Linked DNA regions of Homo sapiens: regions 1 and 3 are each linked to region 2. The links are chromatin loops, found by intact Hi-C in ENCODE. Cell type or tissue: IMR-90. All regions are shown on one strand.

Region 1 (5,000 bases), 130 kb before region 2:
GGTGTGACGAGCTGGCAGAGAAGCCGCCCCAGAGCGATAGCCACTTCCGGAGGACAAGGATCTCTCCACCGGCTCAGGAAAACAAGCCAGTTTAAGGGAAACCCAAATGGCTTTGGGGGGCGGGGGCATAAAATGTGCAGGACTCCCTCAGGCCTTGCCATGCAGACCTTTTCAGGAGGACTGCCAGGGGAAGACGGCTGCTCACTTCTGCCCCACGGCCAGGCCTGTGACAGCCGCTCCTGTCAGCGCAGTCCTCTGCGGGGCCGACGCTGTGTAAATAATTAACAAAACATCTGCCTTGCTTCATAACACACCGTGGCTGACACAGCTCTCAGGGCCTTCAGAGACCCTCCAATGCCACGCCGAGGACTTATGGCCTCGCTTTGTGGGGACAGGTGGGAACGAGAGCAGATACTGACAGGCAAACATTTTCCTGAGGCGCCACAGGGCCACCCTGGTGCTTAAATCCTGCCTCTTTGCAAACTGCGCTGTCTCCTTCCCTTCCGTTTTGGGAGCCATGATCCTAGGAAGGTGCTCTGGTGGAATCCAGAGGGGTCCCCGGCACCTGCTTCTGGCCTTGTTTAGGGCCTCAATGCAGGGGCACTGGAGACACTCTGGGCCACGGACCAAGGGTCCCGGCTGAGTGACCCTGGGTGGGTCCTTGGTCATTAAAGATTTTCCATGTCTCTCATGTAATCTTGGGGAATGAGCATCAAGCACTTAAAAGGCGCTGAGCATCTGAAATGCATTATTTCACTTACTTCCTCCCCCGAAGCTTCTGAGGTCATAATATTATCCCTGTTTTCCAGATGATGACGCTGAGGCTCAGTGGGCGACGTGCTCATGAGAGGCAGGTCTGGGACTCCAGCCTCATTCACTCCATCGGGTGCCCAGGCTCAGGCTCTCAATGCGGCTGTGGGGGAGCGCCTTGCTCCCTCTGAGCCTCAGGTTCTGTTCCGTGAAACAGATGGGTGGCAAGAGTCCTTCAGACTCCAAAAGTCCACAATAAATAAACCCAGTGCTCGTCTCAACCCCAGTGGGTGTGTGCGAAGCTCTCTGGATTGGGAGCCCAGTGAATTCCTCATCAGCAGCTTGATTCATTAGAGCTGAAGGTCATGTGCATCCATCCTTTTGCAGGTGTCTTCCCAACAAGCCCAAGTTTCAAAGACGTTGAGGACAAGGAACAAGAGAGGGCAGGCATTCGAGAAGGGGCCTGTGGACTAATTCCCATACTGCCACTCACCTGCAGTAAGAACGCGCCTCTGGAACATGGAGAAGTTCTTCTTAAAGGGATCTCTGTTCACCCAGGTCAACATGACCCACCCCGCAAGCCTCAGCCTAATTCTGAAGCATGAGGGTTAAACAATTCGGGGAAAATGCAGGCACTGCAGGCTCTGAATGGCAACTTCCCTCCCCCTTCCCCTGTCCAAATTCCTTCACACTCTATGGAATTCCTACATAAAGCCCCTTTTTTCTTAGAATTCTATGAGGTCACCACCATGCAGATGTCTAAGAGAAAGAAAGAACGGCTCCGTGCAGATCCAGGCCACTGCAACTGAATGCATTTCAGATCTCGGCCACCCCATCTTTCAATTCCCATGGCCCCCCCACTCGCCCAGCCACAGCTACAGCGGTGGTGGCCAGTCAGGTCTGGTGGGGTGCTGTGATCCTGCCCTTGCTGGAGGCCAAGAAGGCCTGGCTAGAAGACCTGTGCCTTTACCACCAGATCACCCGAGAAGTCATCTGTGGAAAAATCCAGAATTGGAGACAATGGCGCAGCCATGTATGTGGGGGTCTGTTTCCACACAAGCAAGTCCTGTTAGAGGGACACATGTCAAAATGCTAGCTCCCACTCCAAGTTCAAGTTCCCAAAGTTAACATCACAGGAAATTACACCACCAACTGATTTGCCCCAATGTCGGCTCCTCTGTCTGGAAGTCGAGTCTGAGAAGGCCATTGGTTTAGTTCAGCTTTGGCCAAAGGAAGGGACCAGCTCAGACAGGAATGAGTGAAAGTGCTGGCCTGATTTTTTTTCTTTTTAAACTAACATTTTCCCCAAAAGTTATCTTGCCATTACCCAAGAGTCATAAGTGAAAAGACAGCCAAATACCAAAAAGCCACTGAGGCCCTCAACAGTGCCTGCTCATTTCAAAGCCATTTCACGGACAGCCAGGGGGTGCCTGGGCCACCGCAGACCACCCCTCACTCCAAGAGCACTCCTGCTCCCCAGAGCTCCATGTTCCATGTAAAGTTCCACGGCATGTGCACACCACTTCCTAAGAATGATGTCAGCAAAAAAAAAAAAAGATAAAAATGTGGAAAAAAGGACTATTTTTACCTCCCCAAATCACAGGCCAGACGGGAGAAAAATCCATCAATGCCAGAAATGTGGCTGAGCCTTCGCACAAGATCTATTATTTCACACCTTAAATTAACGCATCTCAAAGCAATTTGCAAATGTTCGTCAATTTGCAGAACATACATGGAAGGGAGAGAAATACCTTTTCCTTTCAACACCGAAGGACACTGGCAGGGGGGCACAACATGGCCCAAACCACACAGGTCCTCACACACAACATTCATTTCAAGCACATGTAGTAGAAGCCGTGATCGAAATGGAAATGAGCAGGGAAAAAAGGCAGGCAGGGGACTTAAATGACAAGTGACAAGAAGCCTACCTACAAGCGATCTCGCTGTCAGATATTTAGGACTGTGAGTCAGGCCCGTGAAGGTGACATCAGGGGGCCAGAACACCGGACTCTTCCTGCGAACAGTGTCCCAGCCTCATCTCCACACAAGCCTGGCAGTGCCTGCCCGTATTTAATCTTGGATGATTCACCAGGTCCCTCCACTCTCCACCCTCCAACTCCCTTGCTTGGTCTAGCCTGAGAAGAGGAAGGAAATATTCTTCTCCTTTTGACAATTGTTTTGACACTTCCCTTATGAAAAGTATCTGGGGCACTTAAAGAAAAGAAAAAATGTGAACAGCAGCCCTTTCTCTCCAGTAGCTCTGGCCCTGGGCGAGGAAGGCCAGCAGTGCCTTCTGGAAGACCTCTCCCAGGTCTCGGGCAACCCAGCCCTGCAGGAACCTAGCCTGTCTTAACCTACTTGGCTTTGCAGCATGCAACAGGAGCAAAGCACGACAAAGGCAGCCAGATGTGGTTTAAGGTGAGGAACTCTGGAATCAGAGACATGGGTTCGAATCCCGACTCTGCCATTTGTGGGTTTATGACCCTGCCCAAGTTACTTAACCTCCCTCTCTGTAAGATCAGGAAAACGACACTGAACCTCAGCACAGGCCAGGCATCCAGCCCACAGTGCCTGCTACCTTCCTAGTACAGTGGGGAGACCATGGGCTCTGCTCAGACAAGCCTGGGTTCAAATCCAGCTCTGCTGCGTATTAGCACATGGTCTTTGGCGCATTCTCTCATCTCTCTGTGCCCCAGTTTCCTCATCTGTAAATGGGCATCGTGACAGCTTCCATCTTAGTGTTGGTGAGTGGACTGGGTAAAATACAGCACCAGACCTAGCACACAGTATATCCTCAGTAAATGGGGACATGGCCGGGCATGGTGGCTCATGCCTGTAATTCCAGCACTTTGGGAGGCCAAGGCGGGCGGATCACCTGAGGTCAGGAGTTCGAGACCAGCCTGGCTGGCCAACACAGTGAAACCCCATCTCTACTAAAAATACAAAAATTATCTGGGCGTGGTGGCACCTGCCTATAATCCCAGCTACTCAGGAGGAGGCTGAGGCAGGAGGCTCACTTGAACCCAGGAGGCAGAGGGTGCAGGGAGCTGAGATTGCGCCACTGTACTCCAGCCTGGGCAACAGAGTGAGACTCTGTCTCAAAAATAAATAAATAAATAAATAAAAATAAATGGGGACCATCTATCGTGGTGCTACTTTAATGAAATTATGCAAGTCATGTCTCTGAACCTCAGTTTTATCATTTGTGAAATGGGGATAATAAACCCTATCTACGATGAGCAGAAAATGAACGGATGTGTGCTAAAGTACTCAGCACTAGGTCTGTGCACCTTAGCCAGTCAAATACCATATCCCAAGTGCAATGGAAAGAGGAAAGGCTGTGAGGCTGGGCAGGTGACTTCGGATTCTGCCCCCACCTCCTCTCAGCTGCCCCAGGACACAGGCTTGACCCCCGTGTGCCTCAGTTTCCTTGTGCACAAAACCAAAAGCATTTTCTGTCACAGAAGACCAACGGGAGATTCACACCCCCTAGAACGGCTCCCAGCACACAGCCCCTTCTGCTCCGCAAAAGGGAACTTCCTCCCCATTTCCCTCCTCTGCCCTTGTTCAAACCCACCAGAAATGCCACCAGTTAAAGCCAGGCGCTCCATTTCTGGAAACCCAAACAGCTCTAAATCCAGACCAACCTGGGTCTAAGGCCTTCAGTCTGAGACTTTATTTTGTGGAGATACAAACTACTTTTTAGTCATTTCCGAAGCAGACGGGACAGCAGAGGCTGACAAACCACAGGGACCATTTTAAATCCTGGGCCTTTTCTTCTGGGAAGTTAGGCAAGAACCTTCCCAAATGTTTGCCCGTCAGGCTCTCTGCCAGGGAGTGACTCATTCCACGGCTCCCCACAGGCATATTTTATTTGGGGGTGGGGGACGCAGCGAGGGCTTGGCCTTGATGGGGGAAGGAGAGGGGGCATTTCCAGCAAACCCAGAAGGTGTTTTCTTTTTTTCATTTTCAGGAGAAAAAAGAAAAAGAATGTGGGTCTTTTTTGCTTCCTTCCAGGTTTTGTTTGCTAAAAGAAGACGTCCAAAGTTCATTCGGTAAGCTCAAACTCGCTGAGTCCAAACTCGCTGAGTCCGGGGCAGGCGCTTCCAGACGGCTCTGCGTCCCTTTCAATGAAATTCTTCTTCCATTAACGACAGGGTTTTTAAACGTGCCTCCAAGACCTGCCTGCACGTACTGTACACCAAACTAAGGCGACATTTTCCCCCAAAAAAGGCAAGCTGAATTTGGAA
Region 2 (5,000 bases):
GCTTCGGCCTCCTAAAGTGCTGGGATTACAGGCTTGAGCCACTGCGCCTGGCCCATCTTGCCCTGTTGTTCCTTCCTCCATCATCTCTCACCTATAAACTTGCCAAGAGAGCCAAAGGGTTCCTCCAACGCTTCCCACTAACTTCCATCCACTCAATGCTCTTCCTGGCTGTCTGACATCTGGCTGGAAAGACCCAATGTGACATCAGATGCTCCCCCTCCGGGGTCCCTTTCTTGCTCCCTCACCTCACAGCCTCCTGGGCCCCTGGGCCTCTGCCAAGAGTTGTTGACAAGATTGGGCACCTTGGAGTCCTTGTCTGTGCCAGGAGTGTCTCCTGGGAAAGCCAGGGGGCACCTTTTCTGGCACAGGGCCTGGGGAGCGGCCTCCGAGGGCTCCCCCAACACACCCACCCTCTTTCTGCTGCAGAGCAGGAATGTTGATTTCAGTGCAAATAACTCATTATTTTGCTTCCCAGACCAGAAAGCCCCACATGTGGAGTTAATTCCCCATTCTGACTTAAGGCTAGTGCCAGTCAGAACTGGGAGTTTTGCTTAATACCCACTAGGCACCATTGTTTCCATCACAGGGTTAATTAGTCCCCAAGAGCCTTGAGCCGAGGGAGGCTGCTCTGGGTGGAGAGTCCAGAGACCCAGATTTTGAATCTGCATTTGCCAACGACCATCTGCTTGAGCTTCACTAGACAAGGCCCTTTCTCTCTCCGGACCTCAGTTTTCCCATCTGCAAAATGAGCAGGTGAACCTGGATGATCACCAAAGTCCTTTCCGGCTGTCTCAAAGTTTCCGTGACATTCTGTGGTGCTGACATTCTGTAACACCCGACAACGGTCTAGCATGATGATGTTCTAAGTCATTCCATGACATTTACAGCTATCTGCAGCACTGTCTGATGACGTTGTCTTCGGAAGGTGGTCCTTGACATTCCATGACATTTACAATGATCTGCAGCATTCTATGACATCCGTTGACATTTACAAGAATTCAGAATACCCCGTGACATTCTTTGACATTCCAGAGCATTTTACGACATTCCTGGACATTCTATAGCACTCTGTGGCATTCTAGTCATGATATTCTGTGGCATTCTGTGACATTCTAAGTTTATACTATGTAGATTCATCTCTCTTCCAAGGGTCCTCCCTGGCATCACTGGAGAAGTCACATTCCCACCCAAGGACTTTTCACCCTAAAGCTCCTCCTGCCCATGCTGTGTGACCCCTCTGTGGTCAGAAGTTCTTGAACTTGGGCCTCTAGAGTCAGGCAGCCACTCCAGGATCTTGATCTGGGCTTTGGGGGTGGGGTGGAGGGAATAGCAGTCTCCCCAGGGTGTTTTGCACCTAAAGAAATAGGTTTTCCCCTCCCCCACTGCCACCAGAGTATTCTAGTAAATGGCTCTTACCTTCAGGATAAGGGTTTCCCTTGGCATAGTGTTGAGTTTAAGCATACCAGATATTTGAAAAATTTCGACCTACAGGAACAGCAATTTTATTTTATTTTATTTTTTACTTTTTTTTGAGATGGAGTCTCACTCTGTCACCCAGGCTGGAGTGCAGTGGGGTGGTCTCAGCTCACTGCAGCCTCCCCCTCCCCAGGTTCAAGCGATTCTCCTGCCTCAGCCTCCCAAGTAGCTGGGATTACAGGCACGTGCCACCACGCCTGGCTAATTTTTAGTAGAGCCAGGGTTTCACCATGTTGGCCAGGCTGGTCTTGAACTCCTGACCTCAAGTGATCCACCTGCCTTGGTCTCCCAAAGTGCTGGGATTACAGGCTTGAGCCACCATGCCTGGCCATGGGAACAGCAATTTTATGCAGTTCAACCTAATACAGCAGAAAGAATGTGGGAATTTCTTTCTGCTGTATTAGGTTGAACCATATACAATTTGGGAATCAGATGGCCCTGGGGCAAATACTGGTACTGTTATTTGTTAGCTGTGAAACTTGGGGCAACCTCACCCGGCCTCACTTTCCTCATCCATCAATGGAGATAATCATGGGTTGTTTTTCAAGGGTTTGTAGAGGACTCAGGGAAATGCCGAGGGTGAAGAGGAACGCCTAGGGTCTGGAACAGAATAAGAAGGCTCAGGATCTTTCTTCCTCCTTTTTCCCTTTTCCCTTCCCTTTTTCCCCTTCTCTTCCCTCCTTTTTCCCCATTCTCCCTTTCCCTAGAACAACAGTGAAACAATCCATGAGCAAAATGGCGCCAGCTGAAAAAGAGAGCCTGGGCATGGGTCTTGGCTGCTTCCTCCTTGCTGTTCAGCCTGGAGGATGCAGTTCTGTTCTGTGGGCCTCAGTGTTCCCATCTGTAGAATGGGCTGGAAGACCATGAGATCAACTAGGAAGACCCTTCCGGCTCTGATGGTCTGGGCTTCCCCAGCTGGGGGAACAGAAGGATGACAGAACAAGGAATCTTGAAGTCTGGTCGGGCAAGAATTGGGGAGCAAGGGGGTCACCATAGATAGTCTTTGAGGACAGGGCACTAGAAAGTGGCTTAAAGTCAGTGGAGGAGGCGAGACCTGAAGAAGTGCTTCTTTCTAAGCTTTGAGGGATGATGACTTGGTTGTAATGCTGCTGCTCCATAGAGTTTTAGAACGACCCCGTAGATCTCCGCTAACGAGGGTGGGCAGGTGCCCCACCGGGTGGGCCGCATCCTCTCCAGCCCTCCAGGCCCCCGCGGGAAGGACCCAGGCTGCTGTGGAAACCTTAAGAGACTGCGCCCCCTGGTGTCAGAACGCTGTCATTGCAGCATGGGACTTCCAGCCTGGGGAGGCAGCTTCTCACCTGCAGACGAGGGCTCCACCCTAGCCAGCAAGTTTCTTTCCAAGAGGAGGCTGGGGAGCAGCGCTTGGGAAGAAAGTGGCTTAAGTTGGGTCAAGCCTGTAGGGCTGAAGGCTGGTAAGGACCCTTCATTAACCTCTTGAGCAAATATTTATTGAGAACCTACTATGTGCCCGGCAGTGCGTTGGGCCCTTGGATCCAGCTTTGAACAAGACAAAGCCCTTGCTTGGCAAGGAGCCCACACAATCCAGGGCTCTCGGACTGGCTGAGGACCTGCTATGTGCCCAGGTCTTATCCCCCAGACTCTTCAAAGCAACTGTGGAGGCGAGAATTATCATCTCCATTTTATTTATTTATATTATTTTATTTTTTGAGACTGAGTCTCACTCTATTGCCCAGGCTGGAGAGCAGTGGTGCGATCTTGGCTCACTGCAACCTCTCTCTCCCAGGTTCAAGCAATTCTCCTGCCTTAGCCTCCTGAGTAGCTGGGATTACAGGTGCGCGCCACCATGCCCAGATAATTTTCGTATTTTTAGTAGAGACGGGGTTTCACCATGTTACCCAGGCTGATCTCAAACTCCTGACCTCAGTTGATCCGCCCACCTCGGCCTCCCAAAGTGCTGGGATTACAGGTGTGAGCCACCGTGACTGGCCTCATCTCCATTTTACAGGTGGGGGAACTGAGGCCTGAGGCCACACAAGTGTAAGGGGCAGAGCTGGGATCTGGACCATCAGACTTGGATCTGGGCCATCCAGAGTATCCCATCACACAAGGTTCATGTAGCAGAAATCACCTGCCCCTCCAAGCAAGTCACTTGCCTCCTCTGGGACACGGAGCCAGTGAGGTGCCTGGAGGATTACACAAGGTAGGGGGTGTCCTGATGCCCTTGCCCTGTGTCCAGGGAGACCTCCTTCCAAAGAGTGGGGGTTGCTCTCTGGAAGTGGGCATCCTGGGGCTCCGGGCATTGTTCTCATTGTCTGGCCCTCCTCTTTGTCTCTGGAGTATCCTGGGCTCGCTTCTCCCCCGGCAGAGCCAAGGGCCAGCTGCCTGGAGAGCAGGACCTGCCGGCCGCAGGCTCATTAGAGCCCTCGCAGACGCCCCTCTACCGGGACTCCCCACCCAGGGTCTGAGGGGGAGTTTGACACGAGTCTAAAAATAGCTGCTGTTTTGTTCCTTTGTTGGAGGGGAGGGGCTGGCAGAGGGATTCGGGCTCCTCTTAATGACCGACCCACCAAGAACAAAGGCTTTTCTTTGCGTTGGCTCTGCTTCCAGCAGCAGCAGGCCCCCGGCTCCAGTATCATCCTTGGGGCTCAAGTGGAACCCAAGCTGCTCCTGAAGAGCCAGCTTGAGGGCAAAGGCAGGCCCAGGCCTCTGACCAGGGCAGCCCCAGCCCAGGCTGACCGGCGGGCACATGGTGGGCAGTGGGGTCTGTGGGCAGGGCTCTGCAGGGGAGGGGTCTGCCTGTGACACTGTTTGTGATGTCAGACCCCCTGGCAAGGCTGGGGGCGGCAAGCATGGGACGGCAAATGACTGTGCGTGGCTGGTTGCAGGCAGGTGACTCTGTGGGATTGTGTGTGACTGTGCCTGGGACACTGCGTGGCTGTGTGCAGGCAACACCATGAGGGACTGTGTGGACGCTGCTGTGGAAATTGCATGACTGTGCCTGTGACACTGCGATGGGACTGGGCGTGAGCAGGTGAGGTCGTGAGTGACTGCGTGGCTGTGCAGGTGACAGCATGAGTGAGTGTTGGCTGTGCATAGTGAGACTCGCTAATGGGCAGGTGACGTTGTATGTGTTGGATTGACATGGGGTGATGGGGCTGATGGTACAGGGAACATTCTATGTGACTCTGTGACTGTATTGGTGACACTGGGAGGTGGGGCTAACTGTGCAGGTGACATTGCAAGTGGCCCTGGGACTGTGTGCAGGTGATCATGACTAAACCATTGTCAGGAAACTGGCAGATCTCAGAGCCCATCAGGCGCCTGGAACAGCTTCCGGCCCTCTTCTCACCTCCCCTTCTGTGGGGCAGCTCATGGGGCCCTCCCTTGGATGGCTCCTCCTGCCTCGCCTGCTGCTCACCTGCCACCTGTGTCTCTAGGCGTCCCTCTCTGCATCATCGGGTTCAGGGTATAAGGCCTCCAACCACCCAGCACGGGAGCTGCACTTGGGAGAATGACTGGAGCAAAAGCAAATGCATGACACT
Region 3 (5,000 bases), 190 kb before region 2:
GCATGAGGGCTGGCACACAGTGGATACACGATGCTTGTATGTTCAGCAAGGGAATCCGTGTGAAGGAGAAACAAGTAAAGCGGGGGCGGGGGAGAGGAAGAGCTAAGACATGATCTAGCACATCTGTTCCCACCAGGGATCTGTGTGCAGATTAACATCCCTGCAAAGGCATTAATATGTCAACGGAAATGTAAGAGCAGGTGATAACAGCTCAAGTAATGCCACTTCCCAGTGACGCCTGTATTCCTAGGACCCAAATTTCAGAAGAGCACTGAGCAATTGCTCAATCCCCAGTGCCTGATGGGAAAGACAGAGAACCCACATCCGGCCCCGTTTCTAAGTGCGGCTGTGAGCAGGGTGGGGGCTCCAGCGGGGCCCAGCCTCACTTGGGAGCAGGCAGGCTGCATCCAGGGTAGAGAGGTGATGGGGCCACAGCAGGGCCCTGGGGACAGAGGTCCAAGCCAGTAGGGACGTGAGGACCTCCACTAAGGAGCAGTGGAGTAGGGGCTGAAGGTTTGGGCCTGGGGGTCAGGCAGGCCTGGGGGCTTCCACCTAGAGGCTGAGGTGCCTTGGGCAGGAGACTAGACCTCTCTGAGCTTTGCTATTTGAGGACGGCGGGGACTCAGTGAGGGACGCATGAGCGTACTGGGCTGGGTGGAGGCTGGCAGGAGGTGCTGCTGTTTCACTGAAGCTGCAGTGGTCCTGGACACCAGACTCATGGTGAACTCCGCCCTGTGCCCTGGGTGGTGGGATGAGGCAGGTGAAGATGTATGTAGGGGCGTGGAGCATGAGCCAGTCCTGGCGCTGAGCCTGCCCATGTGACTCGAACAGTCACTCAATCTCTTGAAGACCCCAGGCCTGGGTGTCAGCCCTAACATGGAAATGAAGTTCCCCCTCTAGGGCTGGGGAGAGCATCTTGGGACCATGTCCACCAAAGGGTCCCAGGCCAGGAAAAGAGACCTGGGCCACAGGCATGGCTCTGTACCCACAATGCTGGGTATCCTCAGGCAAGTCTCTTAACCTCTCTGGGCTCAGTTTTCCCCTTCTTTAAAATGAGGTAGTGGATCTACAAGATGCTTTCCCAAGAGCTGGGGTCTGACCAAACGGGGTGCTGCCCCTGCTCCTTCTGTGAGGCAGGAGAAGTGGCTCATGTGCCTGTGGTAGGCTGGGGCACTGGGGGTGGCCAGAGGAGTTCCTTCTGCCCATGGCTGGCCCCCTCCCAGCCACCATCCTGTCTTGGCACCACCTTCGCCTTGCTTTTGCATATGGGCTCTTTTGAGCTGAGCTTCCCTGAGGCCAGTGGAAAGAAAGAGGCCTCCAGCAACAGCAGCTGGGGACGGACCCTGAGAGGCCCTCACCAGACTGCAGCTGAGGCCTGTGGGCATCTGCAGGGGGGCGCCCAGGGTCCCCGGGTGGCCGCCTCTGGCTAAAGGCAGAGCATTGTGGGACTGGGCTAAAGGAAGACTGCCACCTTTGGCTCCAGATCTGCGCAGCCCCCAGCACCCCCACCCCGCCAGGCGCTCACCTTGATCATCTGCGAGAGGTCCCCTGCGTCAGCCAACTCCAGCACAATGTTCAGCTCGTTGTCTTCGATAAACGAGTCCAAATACTTGATGATATTTGGGTGGTTCAGTTGCTGCATGAGGAGGGAAAGAGGGAAGGGGGCACCAAGTGAAGACGGGACAGACCCAGTGCCTGCCTGCCACCGGCACCCTGCTGGCACCCGGTCACTGAGGCCCTGGCATTTGCTAGAGAAGTGGGTCCCAGGGAAAGAAAGGCCTGTGCTGGGGAGTCAGGAAGGCCTGGGTGACACTGGGAAAGCCACTTTGCATCCCCAAGTCTCAGATTCCTCATCTGTAAAACTGGCATAATGTTTTGAAGCATAGTTGTGAAGACGACATGGGTCAATACTCTTGAAATGTGTAACAGGGCAGCCGCACAGAGCTATGTGAGACTCAGCATGGACTTGTGGAAAGGACCCTCCCCCTCCTCCTCACCACCCCGACCCTGAGGGCGGCATTGGGCCCCACCTCTCTGTCCCTGTGCCCAGACACGGCCAGCCTGCAGGTGCTCCTCAGAAGGACCATCTCCTGCCTTCATCCTTCCCACTCTTTCTCAATTCCTGACCTATCTCTTGTAAAATCATTTTTTTTAAAATATTTTTTTGTAGAGATAGGATCTCACTATGTTGCCCTGATTGAAACTGAACTTCTAGGTTCAAGCGATCCTCCCACCTCACCCTCCTGAGCAGTTGGGACTACGGCTGCATGCCACCATGCCTGGCCCTTGTGAAATGTTGAAAAAAATCCCTGGAGGCATGAGAGCTGCCCGGCTGATTTGCTCATGCTGAGACGCTGCCTCTGTCCTTCGCACCACCGCCTGCATGTTTGCTGCAGTGGAGCATGGAGCTGGACAGAACGGTGCCCCCCTGGCTGGAAGTCAGGCCCTCCAGGCTAAGAGGAGCCCCTGGCATCTGTTCATAACAAAGCTGACTGTTTATATCAAAGAGACTCCAGGATCTGGGAAAGCAGAGGGGACTCGAATATCCTGCCCTGGTGTGGGTGTGGTCAGCCTAGTCCAGACACCAGCCAACCACCAGAGGCCGATAGTGAGCACATTTCCCAAAAGGCCCGGAAGTCGTTGGGAGAAGGATGCACTGTGCCCATCCGTGGATTCTAAAATGAGGGGAGCCTGGGCAGATGTTACAGAGCCATGCAAGCCCCTATTCATTCATTCATTCATTCCCCAAGCCAGCCCCCCATGTGTGGGCCCTGGGGGCCAGAGCAGGCTCAGCCACTGGCCCCAGCTCCTCCCCATGCGTCCATCCTCTCACCAGGTCCCCCCAGAGACTGATCCCTGTCTGCTATGGCGCCCACTGCCTGTCCAAGTCCTCAAACCCCTGCTCTGGACCAAGGTCTGGCCCTGAGGTGGGTGTGCTGGCCCCTGCCTGCCCCTCAGCCAGCAGCGCTGTGGCTCAGTGAATATCCAGACACCACTGCGAGGAACCAGGCACCCTGCACAGCTGAGGACGCAGGTGCAGCACATTCAATCCTGGTTCCCAGGGGTGGCTGGGAGGGAGCCCTGTTGCCATCTTAGCAGCAGGCTCCCCTGTGGAAGAACCTTGGTCAGTAACAAATGTAGGTAATTTACACAGGGTGACTAGACTTCAGAAGGCGGCACACAAAGCAATCCTAAGCAAAAAGAACAAACCTGGAGGCATCACGTTACTGGACTTCAAACTATACTACAAGCCTATGGTAACCAAAACAGCATGGTACTGGTACAAAAATAGATACATAGACCAATGGAACAGAATATAGAACTCAGAAATAAAGCAGCATACCTACAACCACCTGATCTTCAACAAAGTTGACAAAAATAAGCAATGGGGAAAGGACTCCCTACTCAATTAACTGGCTAGCTATATGCAGAAGAATGAAACGGAACCCCTACTTTTCACCATGTGTAAAAATTAAATCAAGATTGATTGAAGACTTAAATGTAAGACCTCAAACTATAAAAATCCTAGAAGAAAACCTAGGAAATACCTTTCTCAGCGTTAGCCTTGACAAAGAATTTAAGACCAAGTCCTTAAAAACCATTGCAACAAAACCAAAAACTGACAAGTGGGACATAATTAAATGAAAGAGCTTCTGCATGGCAAATGAAATGATCAACAGAGTAAACAGACAATTGACAGAATGGGAGAAAACATTCATAAACTATGCATCTGACAAAGGACTAATGTCCAGAATCTATAAGGAACTTAAATCAATAAAAAAAAACAAAACATTAAAAAGTGAGCAGAGGAGGCTGGACATGGTGGCTCACGCCTGTAATCCCAGCACTTTGGGAGGCTGAGGTGGGCGGATCATTGAGATCAGGAGTTCGAGACCAGCCTGGCCAACATGGCAAAACCCCATTTCTACTAAAAATACGAAAATTAGCCAGGCATGGTGGCAGGTGCCTGTAGTCACAGCTACTCGAGAGGTTGGGGCAGGAGAATCGCTTGAACCTGGGAGGCGGAGGTTGCAGTGAGCTGAGATTGTGCCACTGCACTCCAGTTTGGGTGACAGAGTGAGATTCTAAAAATAATAAAAATAAAAATAAAAAATAAGTAAATAGGCTGGGCGCAGTGGCTCACGCCTGTAATCCTAGCACTTTGGGAGGCCAAGGTGGGTGGATCACCTGAAGTCAGGAGTTCAAGACCAGCCTGGCCAACATGGTGAAACTCCGTCTCTACTAAAATACAACAATTAGCCGAGCATGATGGTGGGTGCCTGTAATCCCAGCTACTCAGGAGGCTGAGATGGGAGAATCGCTTGAACCCGGGAGACGGTGGTTGCAGTGAGCCAAGATCATGCCACTGCACTCCAGCCTGGGTGGCTGAGCAAGACTCTGTCTCAAAATAAAAAATAAATAAATAAAAATAAAATAAAGAGTAGGAAGAGGACATGAACAGTGATTCTTCAAAAGAAGACATACAAGCAACTAACAAACAGGAAAAAAATGCCCAACATCACTAATCATCAGAGAAATGTAAATCAAAACCACAATAGGCTGGGTGCAGGGGCTCATGCCTATAATGCCAGCACTTCATGAGGCTGAAGTGGGAGGGCTGCTTGAGCCCAGGAGTTTGAGAACAGCCTGGGCAACAGAGTGAGACCTTGTCACTACAAAAAAAAATTAGCTGGGCTTCGTGGTGCAGGCCTGTAGCCCAAGCTACTTGGGAGGTTAAGGTGGGAAGATCACTTGATTCTGGGAGGCTGATGCTGCAGTGAGCCATGATCACACCACTGCACTCCAGCTTAGATGATAGGGTGTGACCCAGTCTCAAAAAAAAAAAATTACAATGAGATACCATTTCACACCAGTCAGAATGGCAATTATTACGAAGTCAAAAAATAACAGATGTTGGTGAGGCTGCGAAGAAAAGGGAACACTTCTATGCTTTTGGTAGGAATGTAAATTTGTTCAGACACCGTGGAACAAAGTCTGGA

Evidence for each region. Hi-C counts contacts between places; a loop is a spot of excess contacts. Peaks named below come from ENCODE experiments on the same cell type or tissue, not always from the same donor. Only the 100,000 strongest peaks of a DNase experiment are listed, where the experiment ranks them.
Region 1: it touches region 2 in a loop (4-fold over the local background); 20 of 110 quality-filtered maps call a loop at or near these places.
Region 3: a loop joins it to region 2, with 14 times the contacts of the local background. A loop is called at or near these places in 100 of 110 quality-filtered maps.

What each region holds. Positions count from the first base shown.
Region 1 is chr9:124,259,262-124,264,261 of GRCh38, reverse strand. The region is part of intron 1 of NEK6 (NIMA related kinase 6); the gene reads right to left. LOC613206 (a long non-coding RNA gene) reads left to right here and starts at 3,094. Exons shown (of 2, transcript NR_149024.1): 1 at 3,094-3,168; 2 at 4,768-5,000. LOC124902268 (a long non-coding RNA gene) reads right to left here and starts at 1,237. Exons shown (of 2, transcript XR_007061765.1): 1 at 762-1,237. RefSeq lists enhancers at 175-264, 1-309, 4,751-5,000. In IMR-90, no CTCF peak of the experiment used is centred here; DNase peaks (open chromatin) are centred at 1,481, 2,841 and 4,551; H3K4me3 peaks cover 1,370 bases; H3K27ac peaks cover 4,926 bases.
Region 2 is chr9:124,124,735-124,129,734 of GRCh38, reverse strand. No RefSeq gene overlaps it. Among named protein-coding and RNA genes, the nearest start is that of LHX2, 120 kb to the right of the region's middle. In IMR-90, a CTCF peak has its summit at 2,740 (motif pointing left); a DNase peak (open chromatin) is centred at 2,724; H3K27me3 peaks cover 499 bases.
Region 3 is chr9:124,318,095-124,323,094 of GRCh38, reverse strand. It overlaps NEK6 (NIMA related kinase 6), which reads right to left. Exons shown (of 10, transcript NM_014397.6): 5 at 1,526-1,636. Among named protein-coding and RNA genes, the nearest start is that of NEK6, 63 kb to the right of the region's middle. In IMR-90, a CTCF peak has its summit at 2,590 (motif pointing right); a DNase peak (open chromatin) is centred at 2,594; H3K27ac peaks cover 551 bases.